2 separate regions of the Mus musculus genome follow, and region 1 is linked to region 2. A link is a loop called in an ENCODE intact Hi-C map of the cell type or tissue named here. Cell type or tissue: heart. All regions are shown on one strand.

Region 1 (2,500 bases), 120 kb after region 2:
AGGAATCCTTGGCCTCTCCCCGCAGGGCCTGGGTGGCTGGGGAGCTCTTCAAAGGCTGCAGCAAATTTCCCCCCAGGATGGAAACCATAGCTATCAGAGTGGCTCCTCCGATGCATCTCTCCATCACCTTTTGATCCCGGGGATCCTGACACTTCGCCTGGAGTCCTGCCAGGGCCTCCGAGTCTGGCTGGAGGAATATTCCACACCTCCCCCTAGCCTTTGAATGACAACATTTTCATTAAAGTACTTTAATGCTCTCTTAAATTCCTCAGTTGTGGTTAGGACAGCAGACTATTTAGACAGAGTCCACAAACTGTTTGGACTGCGGGGGAGGTTTCGGGCCTTCATGTTTTCAGACTGGCTCAGAGCAGTTCAGTGGGCGGCGAGGTTAGTCCTGTCTCCAGGATGCTTCGGGAGCGGGCTTCTCTGACTCATCGGAATAACATCTCTAAAGCTAGGACCTGAAGAACCAAAGAAGACAGACACACACATGGACGATGTCAGGTCACACACATGGATGGTGCCAGGCTTCCAAATGAAAACGCTTCTTTGAATGTTTAGTTTACTTGCAGGGGAGCGGAATATATACGAAGCCGGGTGGGTGTGTGAGGACTACAGACAGGGCAGACAGGTCTGGGTGTTGGTTTGTTTTGTGTGCCTACTTAGTGGAGTTAAAAAGGTTTCGGGGATCCAACAACTATTGGGGCAATGTATTGTAGATCTTGGGTACTTGAAAGGTGAATTTAATACCAGTTTAAATTTAAAAAGCTGGATTCAGCCAGTGCTTGGAAATGTTATTGTTAAATTCAGCACTCCGAAGACCCCATGTTAAAACAATTCGAAGTATTTCTTTAGTAATGTCTTCATTTCGATTTCATATTGAAATAACAGTATTGTGCATGAACTAACTACACAACCAGTTATTAGGTTTTTAAAAAAATGTTTTAAAGGTCATTATTAGAAAATGTTGGATTGCATGTGAAGGTCACATATGCTTGTCTATTATGCTGCCCCGCTTAAGCCTTGCTGGTCGCTTTGAGGATCTGAGAGAATAGACACGGGGTAGAACATCATTCCAGAAGCCAGATGCCTGTGCAGTGGAGCAGAGCATTCAGTCCCCCTTAAGAAGCCTCAGCTTGCAATGCACTGTGCCACGAAGTAGTCTATGCCCATTAAACTTACACGAATTCATCTATGTTCTTCCAGCCTCATGAAGAGTCAGGAGAGGTAGCGGTTGTTCCCAAGAGCTCACTGACTTGATTAAGCCAAGCAAGTGCCACAGAACCGTCAGTGGCCGACAGAAAGCAGAGTGTGACCTCACTCGGTTGATTGGGACAATGCACTGGAGACGAGGCAACTTTGAATTTCAAGTGAACAGCAAATACTGTTTTATTACAGGCATGTTCTGTGTAATAGGAAGGTAGCCTGTAATTTTATTTGCCAGCTCTGACATCCTGAGAGGAAAGGGCTAAAGGACATCAAAGATAGAAAGACCTTCTCCTGGAAAAACTCACCATGGCCAAAAAAGCCTGACTATAGTTGATGATAGTGACAAATTTGCCAGGACTGCTAGAGCCATCTTTCTTTGGTACATGGTGCCTTTCTCAGGCCAGGCCTCCCGTTGTGGGCAATATCTGATTTCTGTCTCGTGTCTGTGTGGTTTAGAGATCAAAGAGAGCCAATAGAATAGTTCAGCTGGTACCACTGTGTTCTGTCTTCTGGATGTCACTGGTTGTCCTGGATCAGAACTATTGTTTTACTGTAAGAGTCTACTTCTTCTAATAGCCAGACTGTGCGGTCAGGCTGATCAATCCCGCAGATAAACTGTCCCAGAGCCTTTCCTGACATAAGGGACAAAGGGTTCACAAATTCTTGCAGGGCCAGCAGGCATGGCCACAGCCAAGGCATTCTCTGCAGGACACTGAGATCTAGAGCTCATAAGGATTCTTCATGTCCCCTTCCCAAGGAAGACAGGAAGGGCAGCTGTGTGCTCAAGGCAGAAAGTGGGGCAGTAACTGGAGTTGTGGGTTTGGGCAAGTCCCCAGAGAAAAGGCAGTTCCTCCTCCTTGCAGATCTGTGTGGAACTGATCATCATACCCCAGAATGCCCACATCGACCGCAGCTCAGGACTTCCTGGAACTTGGCAGTCTCTGCGTTCCACTGAGATGATTTCCACTGACACTTTCTTCTCTGCATCACTTGTAATGCTCGACCCAATGTCAAAGCTACAGAAATAGTTGTACACTGTATTTTCTAGGAAACGATAAGGACAAACGTCTTCAAGTGTTCAACACTGGCCATAGATCTTACTATCTATTATGCTTCCAGATGATGCCATTGATCAGAACTGATGGCTATAGAAGGCTTTGTTCCCAGAACCAAAATTTCATTGCTAGAAGGTATCGGCTCACAAAATTTCCCAGTCCTTTCTTGTCCCCAAGTCTGACTTTCCTCATCCCAACCCCCCCTTTTTTTGTGATTATCCCTGGCTGCTTAACTT
Region 2 (2,500 bases):
CTCCCGGGAGCCCAGAGGACAGCAGCTAACAACCCAGAATTCATCCAACTCTTGGGGAGCTCCCTTGGGTAGGAGGACGCACAGTGGCCGCCAGTGTCCCCAGAAAACTGGCGCCTCCCCCCTCGCCGCTCGCGAGGCTAATTAACTCCCAGCAGGCAGGACCCTCCTCCTCTGAGGGTGGCCGGGAACAGCCGCATCCTAGGCGTTCCTGGCTGATGTCATAGGCTGCCAGCGGTCGCGGAGTACCGCCACCACGCCTTTATGAAGGTCCCAAGTTTGCTATCTGATCCTCTTTACTACTGACAGGAGATCAGCCAATCAGGAGCGGTGAGCGGGGCCTGGGGACCAGACGCGGCCCCAGGAGTCTTAACAGCCGGCTCTTAACTCTTTGCAGAATAGTGCGCCAAGGCTGCTTGCCCAGGCGGGAGTCTCTGCACTGGCACCCCTAAATCGGATGCCCGAAGGCTGCAGGCGGCGCCCGGCGTGCAGGTGGCGCCTGGCGACGGTAGGAGTGTATCTGCTTGTCCTAGGTGTGCATGTCCCTGGTGTCCCCAGCTTACTGCAGGGCTCTGGAAGGTACATCTCCAGAACGCGCTGGAGCCTGGGCCAAGAAGCTGGGTTGGCTTGCAACTCCCGGGAGCACCCGCTTCCCCTCTGTATCCGAGCGGTGGTGCTTCAGGAGACCGATGCCTGGAGCAGCTACTGAGCGGCTGAAGAAGTGGCAGAAAGTCTTTCCCTGTGGTTGGATGTTCTCTTTGGATTCACAAAAAGTTTGTGTCTGGGGACTGAGCCCAGAGTGCGATTGGTGCAAAAGTTGAGCGTACTATTGAGCACTCAACAGGGTAGGATTCGGTGGCCTGGGCAAGCCAGATCGGAAAAGTGCAGAGGTTTTTCACGTCCCTTTCATAGTGGGAAAGGGACCCAAAGAGGCGCTGAGGATGCGCGTCTCTGGGGTGCCTGGGGTGACAGGGTCCCACGTGCATCATTAAGTACAACACATGTTCTAAGACAAAGATTTAGATAGTTGGAAAAAAAACATTGAACTGCATACATACAACACACAATTTGCCACTATTTGCAACTTTATATGCACGTGAGCTCCCAGATACAATTCTTTACATCTCCCCTTTTGTCTCAAAGCTGTGAATTCTTGAAGAGAATGACAATGACAGGTGGAGGCCTAATGTAACAATATCTGTTAGGGACTAATCTCTGCCCTGATCCGGGGTCTTCTGCCTCTATCAACTGTTGCTGAAGACACCCTAGGGTGCCCAGACCTTCCTTTTTCCCATTCTCTGGGTTGCACCAATGCACTTGAATCTTGGAATTCGTTTTCTGAGATAGGTAATGCTCCTCCTCACTAAATCAGAGAGGAGGTGGAGCCCTGCTACTCAACTTCCTCTTGTGAATAGGGTTGGGCAGTACGAGCCTACAACAGGCTGCCTCCTGTGGTAGCCTGGCAGTGGTTGTGCATTCCACAAGCAGTGCTGAACTGGGCTGTTCCTGTGGGAACAGATCACAGCCGCTTTAATGGCTTACATCAATCCCGATTCATTACCTTGCAGGTTTGAAGGCTGGGAGTCAGAAACTGGTCTCACTGAGTTAAAAAAAAAAAATCAAGGTGTTGGCAGAACTGTGTTCCCTTCTGGAAGCTCATGAAGAGACTCCATTTCCTTTCCCTTTCCAACTACTAGAGGCCACCCATGTTCCTTGGCTTCCAGCCTGTTCTTCCATCTCCCAAAACAGAAATTGTGGGTCAAGTTCTTATTACATCTTATCAGTCTAGCTCCTCCCTCCCCACCTTCTGCATCTCTCTCTGAGTTAACCTTACTTTAAGGAAAAACTCTGTCAGGCTAGCTGATGATGAATCCTTATTCCCACTTGCTATGCAATGTAACATAATTGCAGATGCCTGAACTTGGAAGTGAAGGGGAAGATGTTGTATTGTGTGTTACATAGAGAAGGTCTCTCTCGTCCCAGCTCATCAAAGAAGAGAAACACAACAGAGGAAGGACTGGGAGGGGTCAGGCCCGCATGTCTAGAACAGCCCTAAGCAGGGTTGAGATGCATGGGGCAGGGGCGACTCCAGAGAAAAGAGGTAGCAGGATAAGGGACATCACAAAATTATCCCATGGAGGAAACTCTGTGAAACATGAAAAAGAAAGAATAGAAGGAAAGACCCAAAGGAATGTTTACACTGAAGACAGCAAGGCTGAGGAGATGCCCACGGCAACTTAGTGGGGCTTTCTTTATTCAGTGGGAGTTGTGATAAAATCAGCTGAAGGATCCAACCAAGGGTCTTTCTGACCCAGAGGGACGGAGGGGGTTGGAGTGTGTGCTTGTGGACAGGACCACAGTCCCTCTTTTGCTGGCTTTCTTTTATTGTTATTTAGTGAGATTAGTGAGATGAGGTCTCCCTGCCCTAGGATTTTTTTTTTTTTTTTTTTTTTTTTTTTTTTTTTTTTTTTTTTTTTTTTTAGTTTTCATCTCAAAAGGAGTT

What was found. A loop is a pair of places that touch in the nucleus more often than their neighbours do. Peaks named below come from ENCODE experiments on the same cell type or tissue, not always from the same donor. Only the 100,000 strongest peaks of a DNase experiment are listed, where the experiment ranks them.
Region 1: a loop joins it to region 2, with 2.0 times the contacts of the local background. A loop is called at or near these places in 3 of 42 quality-filtered maps.

Annotation. Positions count from the first base shown.
Region 1 is chr11:65,386,621-65,389,120 of GRCm38, forward strand. No RefSeq gene overlaps it. Among named protein-coding and RNA genes, the nearest start is that of Gm12295, 100 kb to the left of the region's middle. In heart, a CTCF peak has its summit at 1,322; no DNase peak of the experiment used is centred here; H3K27ac peaks cover 1,894 bases.
Region 2 is chr11:65,269,759-65,272,258 of GRCm38, forward strand. Myocd (myocardin) reads right to left here and starts at 231. Exons shown (of 13, transcript NM_146386.3): 1 at 1-231. It overlaps Gm30586 (a long non-coding RNA gene), which reads left to right and starts at 167. Exons shown (of 3, transcript XR_001780238.2): 1 at 167-505. In heart, CTCF peaks have their summits at 466 and 1,464; a DNase peak (open chromatin) is centred at 263; H3K4me3 peaks cover 1,779 bases; H3K27ac peaks cover 2,150 bases.